2 separate regions of the Homo sapiens genome follow, and region 2 is linked to region 1. The links are chromatin loops, found by intact Hi-C in ENCODE. Cell type or tissue: mammary epithelial cell. All regions are shown on one strand. Links, peaks and the distances in the headings refer to the core of each region. The heading gives the core; the rest is flanking DNA. Region 1 has its middle 21 kb from the start of TTC1. Region 2 overlaps LOC105377684 (a long non-coding RNA gene).

Region 1 (5,382 bases), core at 318-5,317:
CTCCATTGGAATATGAAATCCACCTTAGCAAGTACTTTAATTACTTTGGTTACTTCTGGATTCCTGTATCAGGGAATAATAACTGGCACACAGCAGGCACTCCTTAAATACTTATTGAATGAATGAATGATGTCTTAATATCTGGTCTCTGGCCAGGCCCCAAGTAGTAGCATGCTAAAGCTGACTTGTACCGGCTCAGAGCAGTTTATAAGCATCTCTGTTCAACTTTGTGTTCAGTGACATTGTACCAACAGCTTGAAATATGCTGATGGGAATATGTACACCACAGAAATTGACAAACACTACACATCAGGGCTCCTTTTTCTTTTCTTTTTTGTAGAGCTATTTACCAGCACACCAAAGGGTCTGGAAAAGGACTGGAAATAATCTTGGAAGAAACTCTTTCCTCAAAGGACTCTGGATCACTGAGAGGCCAAGCAGTGCTGCCTCTGGGACCTGGTGACAAAGCCTGATCCTGCATTGCGAAGAGGAGCATTCTGCTTGGAACAAGGCACTGTGGGACCTGAAGGGAAGAGAGTTCCGTCTAGCCCTTGAGGCTTTGCAACTTTGGGAGGGCTGGGACATAGCATAGCCCTGAAGGAGAAGGAGAGCTCACAGAAGCACCAGAAGCATCAGCAGCAGTGACTACTCTTTAATGCAACTTGCTGAAAGCAGTTATTAAGAAGGTGGTGGGAAGAAAGGAACCCACAGGGCCCCCAGAAATATCTAGGGAGCCTTTTTAAGAGGGCCTGAGTTTCACAGGTGAGGACTAATAGACAGATTTTCTTTTAAGAGACAATGCTCACCCAGGCTGGTATGCAGTGACACAGTCATAGTTCACTGCAGCCTCGAACTCCTGGCTCAAGGGATCCTCTCACCTCGGCCTCCCAAGTAGCTGGGACTACAGGTGCATGCCACCATGATCTTCTAATCTTTAAAATTTGTAGAGACAGAGCCCCACTATGTTGCCTAGGCATATCTCAAACTACTGGCCTCAAGTGATCCTCCTGCCTTGGCCTCCCAAAGCACTGGGATTACAGGTGTAAGCCAGTATATCCAACCTAGACAGAAAATATTGATTATTCACACTCACGTGACCTAATTTGCACCCTCTGACTTGTGAGACTAGAGAGAGTCATCTTGGAAAAGAGGTGTGTGCTCTGAGGCTGGCTCTTTTATTTGAACCGACAGCTTTTAGTACCAAGAGCTGGAGCTGTGATTCTCAAACTCAGAGAGGAGAAGAATCACTCAGTGAGCTGATTAAAAATACCGACTCACAGTCACCTCCAGCCCCGTCTAACGGATTTAGCAGATAGAAATAAGACCCAGTAATCTGCGTTTTAAAGAAATGATACAGTTGGTCCATGGACCAGATATTGAGAAGCATTGCACAGATGGTCAGTGACTCAGGAGGGCTCGATTTACGATCTATCCACTTTACGATGGGTTTTTGGAGACGTTAGCCCCATCGTAATTCCAGGGGCATGGGTGATCCAGCTTACATTGCCGGGTAAGGGCTAGGTTTTACTCCCCCCTCAACGGCGCCTACTGTCTTAACAGGGTCCACTTTGCTAAACACCGAGTTGGAAAAGCAGCTTCCTCTCTTTCCCAATCTCTGATGGTGCTGCTTCCAGGTGTAACTTCTACCTGCCCTCTGCCTTAAGGGTCCCTAGAACCCAGGATGGCTCCAGAGAAAGTAAGCTTGTCATCGACCCGTCACTTCCCAGGTGGTTAACGTCCACACCCTGCCCCCAGCGGCGGGGGAGCCGGGCCTACGGGCTAAAGGACGGTGTTGTAAGAAGCTGGACGAGCCCGGTTCCAGAAACCAAACAGCAGTTGTTATCATGCCTTTTAAATCACGCGTAGAGGTTTCAGTTTCTTCCTCTGCAGGCCCGTAAATATTTGCCTTCGGGTTTCTGTGTTTTCTGCCGTTGCCAGGAGCTCCGATCCTCCTGCGGCGGGGGCGCCCAGGTGCGCGGGTCTCTCCTGCGGGCTCAGCGGGCCGGCGCCGCGGCGTCTCCAGCAGAGCGCAGCAAAGAAGACGAAGCCTCCTGGGGCCTTTCCTCGCCGCCTGGAGCGGGGCATCCTTCCTCCTTACGTGCAGAGACTGGGAAGCAGCTCTTTAGACACTGCAGTGACCGAGCCCGCTCCACGCCCCTTTCCCCTGAGCAGGTGCTTGACGTGGGGCAAGCTCGGCGTTGAGGTGGACCCGCGCGCCACCCGCTGGCCAACGCGCCTAAGCGACAGGAGTGCAAAGAAACGAGGCTGCTTGGCAATTCAGCTGGTGCGGCCCTGCGGCACTTCCCTTATTCCTTCATAGATGCAGTCAGATATTCTAGAATTCTAGGTTAGGAATGCTTTAACCTGGGGTCCGTGCGCTGGCTTCAGGGAATCTGGGAGCTCTCTAAAATGCTATAAACAATGTAATATTTTTCTGGAAAAGGGGTGCACACTTTTCATGAGTCTGACTAATTTTATATGGTCTATGGACCAAGTGCCAGGCAATGTGCAAGCCATTGGTGGTAAGTAGTGATCAAGCAGACGTGTCGCTTCTCCTCGTGGACTTTGTAGTCTTTGTGGTAGGCTGAAGAATGCCCCCCCTCGGCCGGCCGCCCAAAATATGTTCACATCCTAATCCCTGGAACCTGTGAATGTTACCCGTTATGGCAAAGGGGACTTTGCAGATCTAATCAAGTTAAGGATCGTGAGATGGGGGGATTAGCCTGGATTATCCTGGTGGGCCTGATATCACAAGGGGTCTTATAAGAGGAACACAAAAGGAAACAGACAGAAGACAATGTGACAACAGAAGCAGGAGAACAAAGGGACGGACATTTTAAGATGCCACACTGCTGACTTTGAAGATGGGAGACTTTGAAGATGGGGAAAGGAGGCCGTGAGCCAAAGGATGTGGGCAGACTCTGAAAGCTTGAAAGGTCAAGGAAACAGCTTCTCCCCAGGAGCCTCGGGAAAGAATCCCACTGCTGACACCTTGACTTTAGCCCAGTAAAACTGACTGTAGACTTCTGACCTCCAGAACTGCAAGAGAATCAATATGTTTGTTGCTTTATGCCACTATTTTGTAATGCTTTGTTACAGCAGCTTTAGGAAGCTAATATGCATCTCAGCAGGTGTCAGACTCTAAAAGTGGTAAGAGACCACAGTCCTTTACAATGCTGAGATTCTCTGTATCACTGGCCCTTCCCCTCTCCAGGAGGAGACAACCAAGAGACAGAAAGTCCAACTGACACTACAGAAGTAGATTTACTGAACTCACCCATGCCATAGAGGTACGTCTACACCTGAGTCTCTTTCCTAGAGAGTTTCAGAACTAGTTAGGGAGATAAAATTCAAATTACATCTGTGGCCGGGCATGGTGGTGCATGCCTGCAATCCCAACAGTTTAGGAGGCTGAATGGGAGGATCACTTGAGCCCAGGAACTTGAGACCAGCCTGGACAACATAGCAAGACCCCATCTCTACAAAAAAAATTTTAAAAATTAGCCAGGTTTGGTGATATGCACCTATATTCCTAGCTACTCAGGAGACTAAAACAGGAGGATTACTTGAGGCCATACATTGATGGCCATTTGGGCTGCTTTCTACCTTTTGGCTATTGTGAATAATGCTGCTATGAGGATGGGCATATAAATATCTCTTCCAGACACTGCTTTCAATTCTTTTGGATATATGCCTAGAAATGGATTTTTTTGAGGAACTCCAATACTGTTTTCCACAGTGGCTGCACATTTTACATTCCCACCAACAGTGCACAGGGGTTCCAATTTTCACCACCTCTTCACCAACTTTGTTATTTTTCTGGTGTTTGGTTTTTTTGTTTCTTTGTTTGTTTGTTTGTTTTTGAGATGGAGTCTCGCTCTGTCGCCCAGGCTGGAGTGCAGTAGTGTGATCTCGGCTCACTGCAACCTCTGCCTCCTGGGTTCACAACATTCTCCTGCCTCAGCCTCCCGAGTAGCTGGGACTACAGGTTCCCACCACCACGCTTGGCTAATTTTTTGTTTTTTAGTAGAGACGGGGTTTCACTGTGTTAGCCAGGATGGTCTCGATCTCCTGACCTCGTGATCCACCCGCCTAGGCCTCCCAAAGTGCTGGGATTACAGGCGTGAGCCACCGCACTCTGGTGTTTGTTTTATAGTAAGCACTCTAATGGGTGTGAGATGATACCTCACAGAGATTCTGATTTGCATTTCCCTAATCATTAGTGATGTGGAGCATCTTTTCATGTGCTTATTGGACATTTACATATTTTCTTTGGAAAAACATTTATTCAAGTCCTTTGCTCATTTTTTAAATCAACTTATTTGTGTTTGTTGTTGATTTTCAAGTAAGTCTTTTAAGTCAGTTTTTTTGGGGGGGTAAGATTTATATAAAATAAAATTCACTATATAAAATGAATTTCACTATTTTAAGTGTAAGATTTTAAGTGTATGATAGGTTTTGACAAATGTATGCAATCATATAACCAACACCACAATCAAAATACAGAACATTTTCATCACCCCAAAAATCTCTCTCAGGCCCCTGTGCTGTTAAACTCCTCTTCCTTCATCAGCCCTGACAACCACTAATCTCCCCTATAGTTTTACCTTTCCCAAATGTCTTATAAATGAAATCATACCCTATGTATCCTTCTATGTCTGGCTTTCTTCCACTTAAAATAATGCCTTTGAGATTCATCCATGTTGTTGTATGTGTCAGTAATTCATTCATTTTTATCAGTGAGTGGTATTCCAGTGTATGGATATACTACAATTTGTTTATTAATTCACCAGTTTATGGACATTAGATTGTAAATAAAGGTGCCATAAACATTTGCATACAGGTCTTCCTTTCTCTTGAATGAATACCTAGGAGTCAGATTGCTGGGTTGTATGGTAAGTGTATGTTTAATTTTATAAAAGCTGCCAAACTGCCAGGTGCAGTGGCTCACGCCTGTAATCTCAGCACTTTGGGAGGCCAAGGCAGGCGGATCACCTGACTTCAGGAGTTCTAGACCAACCTGGCCAACATGGTGAAACCCCGTCTCTACTAAAAATACAAAAAAATTAGCCAGGCATGGTGGCAGGTGCCTGTAATCCCAGCTACTTGGGAGGCTGGGGCAGGAGAATCACTTGAACCTGGGAGGTGGAAGTTGCAGTGAGCCCAGATCATGTCACTGCACTCCAGCCTGGGCAACAGAGCCAGACTCCATCTTAAAAACAAAACAAAACAAAAAAAACCCTGCCAAACTGTTTTCCAAAGTTGCTGTGCTATTTCATGTTTCTCCAAACAATGCATGAGATTTCTGGCTGCTCCACATCCTTAGTAACACCTAGTATATTATTCTGTTTCATTTTTAGTCATTCTAATTGGTTTGTAGTG
Region 2 (5,382 bases), core at 69-5,068, 460 kb before region 1:
TTTTCCATGTATTTTTTTGAACCTCTATTTTTTTTTTTTTTTTTGCTGACCTATGGTTGCTAACAAAGCACTCCAAAACTTGGTGTACTAAAATAATAATCAATTTTTCAAGACCTTATGGGTTAAATGGGAGATTCTTCTTCTCATGGTGTTGGGTGGGGCACTTAGATACCAGTTGTTCAAACAAGGGCCTTGTTTCTCTCTTATGTGAGTCCCTCCACAGAGCTGTTTGGGCTTCCTCACAGGATGTCTGCTAGATTCCTGAAAGAAACTCTGTAAGTGGCCAAGGCAGAGGCAGAGGTTACAGGTCTTTTAAGGCCCATCCTCAGGAGTTGCACAGTGTCATTTCTGTAGTATTCTAGTGATCAAAACAAGTCATGGAGCCACCCCAGATTCAAGGGGAAGCAAAATAGACTCCATCCTTTGATGACGAGTTGAAAAAAATGTGCAGCCAGCTTTAGTCTACCAAAATCTACTGTGTGCCAGGCACAGTGCTAGGTGCCTGGGGATATGAATGGTGAACAGAATCATACATAATCTTTGCTCCCATGAGCTTATAGTTTAGTGGGGGGAAGAAGAAATCAATTATCCACACCACTAAAAGTGTAAGTAGAAGGACTACAAAGGGATATGCTCAATGCCAGAAGAGCATAAAACAGGGGAACAAAGTCATAATCAAGAATGTCGAGGAGAGTTACCTGATAAAGGAGCACTAGGGCTGACATCTGAAGAATCAGTAAAGTTATTTAAGTTGTATGTATGCCTAGCACATGGTAGATCCTTGACTAATATTTGCTAAATGAATAAATGATGGCATGAGAAAAACTCTGTGACAAGAAAGACAAGGGACTGGGGAACAAAGAAAATGGAGGGTTGTAGTGTGGGATAAGGCCAGTGAAGGGTAGATGGTATAGATCTTTGAAACCACATTGAGTATCTGAGTCTTCAGCCTCAGAGCAATGGGTTTGAAGCCAGAGCAGGTTGGTTTAATAAGTTTTGGGCTCTGAAAAAGTCACCTTGACTACAATGTGGAGAATCAAATGGTTCGGAGGGCTAGGTAGTAGCTGGGAGGAGCAGAGAACGAAAGGAGGAGGGAGATTGGCTAGGACACTCTGCAGTAGACCACACAGGTGGTGGCGATGAATATGGAGATGGAGAAAACTCTGAGGAGATCTATCAAGACTGGGAAAGAAATGGCCCTGTGCTGTGGCCAGTTCCACGCCTGTCAGCCCCTCCGGCCCTGGGAGCCTGTGGAAATCTATAAGTAGTCTACACCAACCTGCGGGCATCTGAGCTCTGAAAGGGAATCTGTAGCACTCTCAAGGAAAGGCAAAGAAAGTGAGGCCAACACAACTCGCTTTTTGCCCTCAGAGCTGCAGTTCAGACTAGGTGCCAGGCGCCTTCTCCCACCTCAGGCTCTGAAGAGGAATATTGATTTCTGCAGCTGAGAATATAATGTTGGTGCTTGCTCTCAGGCCTCTCATTTTGCACTGCTTGTACCCTGGGGGAGGAGAGAGACCATGACTCCTCTGGAGATCAATGGCTGTGAACGGGATCGAGGAGAGGAGACCACGGTTTCTTTATCAGCCTATGCCGTCCCAAGGTGGCCACACAAACAAGGGCCATGCATCTAGGATTCTCCATCAGTGGCACTGTGAGAGTTTTGCTTTTACCCTTTCTATTGGAGAAAATATCAAACTTATCTATAAGTAAACTAGTGAAAGTTACCATTTTACCATCAGCTCCAACAATTATCAGCTCACGGCCAGTCTTACGTCATCTGTTTCCCCAACCTCTCTCCCCCTGCATTACTATGAAGCAAATCCTAGACAGCATATAACTTCGTAGGTAAATATCTTAGTTTTATTTTTTAAAAGATAGGCGCTCTTGAAAAAAAAAAAGCACAGTCATGGCATTATCACACTTAAAAATATTAATAATTACAAATGGATTTGTAATTATGATGCATCATACATTATATGATTATTTGATATCATCAAAAAAATAATATAATAGATGTTTGTTCACTTTTCCCTACTTGTCTTATAAAAAGATGTTGTTATTTGTTTTTGTTTGTTCATTTGAGTCAGGGTCCACACAAGGCCCGTACGTTGTAATTGATTACTGCATCTCTTAGGTCCCTTGTAATCTACAGGTTCTGTCTCATTTCTCTCTTTAAATAATTTTCCTCACCAGTATTTTGGAAAAGAAACTGGGTGGGTTGTCCTGCAGAGTTTCCCACATCTTGATCTTGCTGATGACATCTTTGTGGTGATATTTAACAGATTCCTGGTCCCCTGTGTTTTCTGTCAATCAGTAGTTGGATGTTGAATTTTGATTAAATTCACTATCAATTTCTTTTGGCAAGGCTACTTCATCGGTGGTGCTCTCTTTATCTAGCAGAAGGCACACTGTATTTGATTGTCCCTCTCTGAAATGTGAGCAGTCACTGGTCATTGCTTAGGTGCATTAATTCATTAGGAATTGCAAAATGGTGATAGACTAATTCTATATTCTGCCTTTTTTTGTTAATTAGGTAGAATGCTTCTCTACAGAGAAACTTTCTCTCATGATTATGCTGAGGCATAATTCTCATAGAAAAACATGATTAATATTCAATTCTTTACCCTTTACCTTCTTTTTTTTTTTTCACCAGTTCTCTAAATAATGTGCTGGTTCTGCAGCAACTTCTAAGGGTGACTATGGATGTTTTTAAATATCATGGATTTAAACATACTAGATATCATTTGTAAGTTATTAATTCTCAAATTATCTCATTTTTGGCCAGTAGGAGTCTCTTCATATTGGCTCCTGAGTTCATTTGACAGAATCCTAGTAATTTTTTATAGTTTCCTTGCTTTTTGATATGACAGATTCTCCAGGCTCATTTTGCACATTACCTGCCCCAGACATGAAATGAGTCACTTTGCCAAGGATCCTGGACTTCTTTTAGCAAGAAGTGGTATTTATAGATAGCAAACTAGGCACAAGGAGTGCTCAGTGCTTCTGGATTGCTGTTGCTAGGCCTTTCCTGTACTGATATGCATCATACAAGTAGTTTTTATTGAAATTCAGAATTCCAGGATTTTAGCTACCATCATCTATCATATATATATATATATATATATATATATATACATGTTTCCTTTCTCCCATGTTGAAATTCCTGGTTTTCAATGACACCCACAAAATGATTCATTTGATTTATCCCAAACTACATTCACAACCATCTCAGGCTAACAATACTAACACTACCACCATTAGTATAATTATTATAAATAATTTGTTTTCTCCAGTTCTCTTTTTTTCTTATGCTATATCTTAGTAGGGATGTACAGTCACATAACTGTGCTTTGAAGCAGAGCTGAAGCACTTTAAAGCACTTTGAGAAGTTCTTCTCTATGTGGTTATGTCAATGACTGGTTACAAATTTCTGTTTCGTTTCATTTTACTTTGGATATTTAGGGAGTACTTTTTAAAACAAGATATGTTAAAAGAAGTCTCTGCCATCTCCACTCAATTTCCTCACTCCCACTATAAGTAACCACTTAACATTTTTACAGGTTTTCTATTGCATAGATATAGATATAGATATACAATGTTTCCTGTGGTTGTATGAGTTGTACTCACCACCTCACTTTTCTTGGCTAAATTGTAGTATATTATACAAATCATTTACCATTTTGCTTTCACTTTTTAAACCAATAATGTAACCTGGATCACAAAAAAATGGATTCAAATCCCACCCATGCCACTTACTAGCTATGTGACCTTGGGCCTGTATCTTAAATGCTCTGAGCCTAGTTTCCCTATTTGTAACATCAGAACAATAATATCCACCACCTAGGGTTGTTGAAACGGTTATGTGTGCAAGTGTGAACATGGCAGGTGACATAGAGTAGGTGCTCAATGTATAGTAGCTCTAATGGTTTTATGGATGTTATAATGCTTAATAATTTTTATGCACTTCTCATTTGATGAGAGCCTTGTTCTTTCCCATCAATGTCACATAGTGAAGCCTAAGAGGGGTAGGTGGGGAATTTGAGAATCATTGAATGAGGACTCGAAGAATTAGAATGTTAATACAGTCAAGAACCCTTAGAGACCTGAACAATTGTCCTGCTTATTCTACAGGAAGAGAAATAGATACACAGAGTGACAAAGCAATTTGCCCAAGGTCACAAACCAGGGTGGGGAAGTCTGCTGTTGATGCCTTGTTCAATTATTTTTCAAGGTAACTTTTCTCTAAAACAAAGTTCATCTTCTGCTGTTCATAGAAGTTTCTCTGTGCATTCCTGCGTTCTCTCTGTAAAAGGAGAAACCGGGTGAGGGACGGGTCAGAGAAACTATGCCTTGAAGAAGCGTTTCTTCACCCTCTTGGTATGTAAACACAGCAACAGTCACTGAGGCTGATCCCTATCAGTGAGTAAGGTCTCATTAATACAGTCAGCAGGGGATCCTGGAGATAAAGAAGTTCAAGGAACAGTGCCTTGCCCTCAGGGGGCTTTACAACTATTAAGACAACGTCAAGCTTATTTGAAAACCAAACATGGCAGCAAAAATATGTGGCAGTGTTTAAAATAATCGTTCCTTTTAATGACTTTGTTTTATTTTCATTACAATAACCCTAGGAGATGGCCACTATCCTTGCATCTCTTTTACATGTTAGAAAACTAAGGTTTAAGTAGATTTTTGTGACTCTCCCAAAGTTATACAGCTAATGAGCAGAAAAGCTGCTTTTGAATTCAGGTATGTCTGACTCCAGCTCCTGTGCCCTTTAAACAGATGCTAACAGGGGTGTGATGCATTTCCACTTCAATCCGTTGGTTTTGAGACAAAGAGAAGGATAAAACCTGATAGGGTATTCCAGAACAGTTTGCAATCATTTGATATTTTATTCATCCACTCATTCATTCATCCATTATTTATTCTTTGCTTACTAAGTGCCTTAAGAATCTGAATGCCAAAGCCAGCCTGGGTTTGAATGCTGACTCTACCACTTATTGGTAAGAAGGTGACTTTCCTTCCCTGTGCCTCAGTTTCCTCATTAGGATAAAGAGAATAATAGTAACTACCGTATGGGCTGTTACGAGATTTAAATGAGTTAATATGTAAAAACACTTACATATAGAGCTTTATAATTGCCACTTGTGCCTCTGCTGCTGCTACTGAGCTTTATGCTTGGTGATTTGTATTTTAATGTTAAGAACCAGCAGTCCTGGATACTGCTTTAGCTCTGCCACCAGTGAGCCACGTGATCATGGGCAAGTTATCTTTAAAGTTTCTCCACCTCTGATTTTCTTTTTTGTTTTATTATTAATATTATTTTTATTTTTATTTTTTTTGAGACAGGATCTGGATCTGTCACCCAGGCTGGAATGC

What was found. Peaks named below come from ENCODE experiments on the same cell type or tissue, not always from the same donor. Only the 100,000 strongest peaks of a DNase experiment are listed, where the experiment ranks them.
Region 2: a loop joins it to region 1, with 6 times the contacts of the local background. A loop is called at or near these places in 8 of 110 quality-filtered maps.

The regions. Positions count from the first base shown.
Region 1 is chr5:159,985,331-159,990,712 of GRCh38, forward strand. It overlaps a transcript of ADRA1B not described here. Among named protein-coding and RNA genes, the nearest start is that of TTC1, 21 kb to the right of the region's middle. In mammary epithelial cell, for the core only: a CTCF peak has its summit at 2,230 (motif pointing left); a DNase peak (open chromatin) is centred at 2,181; H3K4me3 peaks cover 381 bases.
Region 2 is chr5:159,528,964-159,534,345 of GRCh38, forward strand. All of the region lies in intron 2 of LOC105377684 (a long non-coding RNA gene), which reads left to right. Among named protein-coding and RNA genes, the nearest start is that of LINC01845, 65 kb to the left of the region's middle. In mammary epithelial cell, for the core only: a CTCF peak has its summit at 2,789; a DNase peak (open chromatin) is centred at 4,398.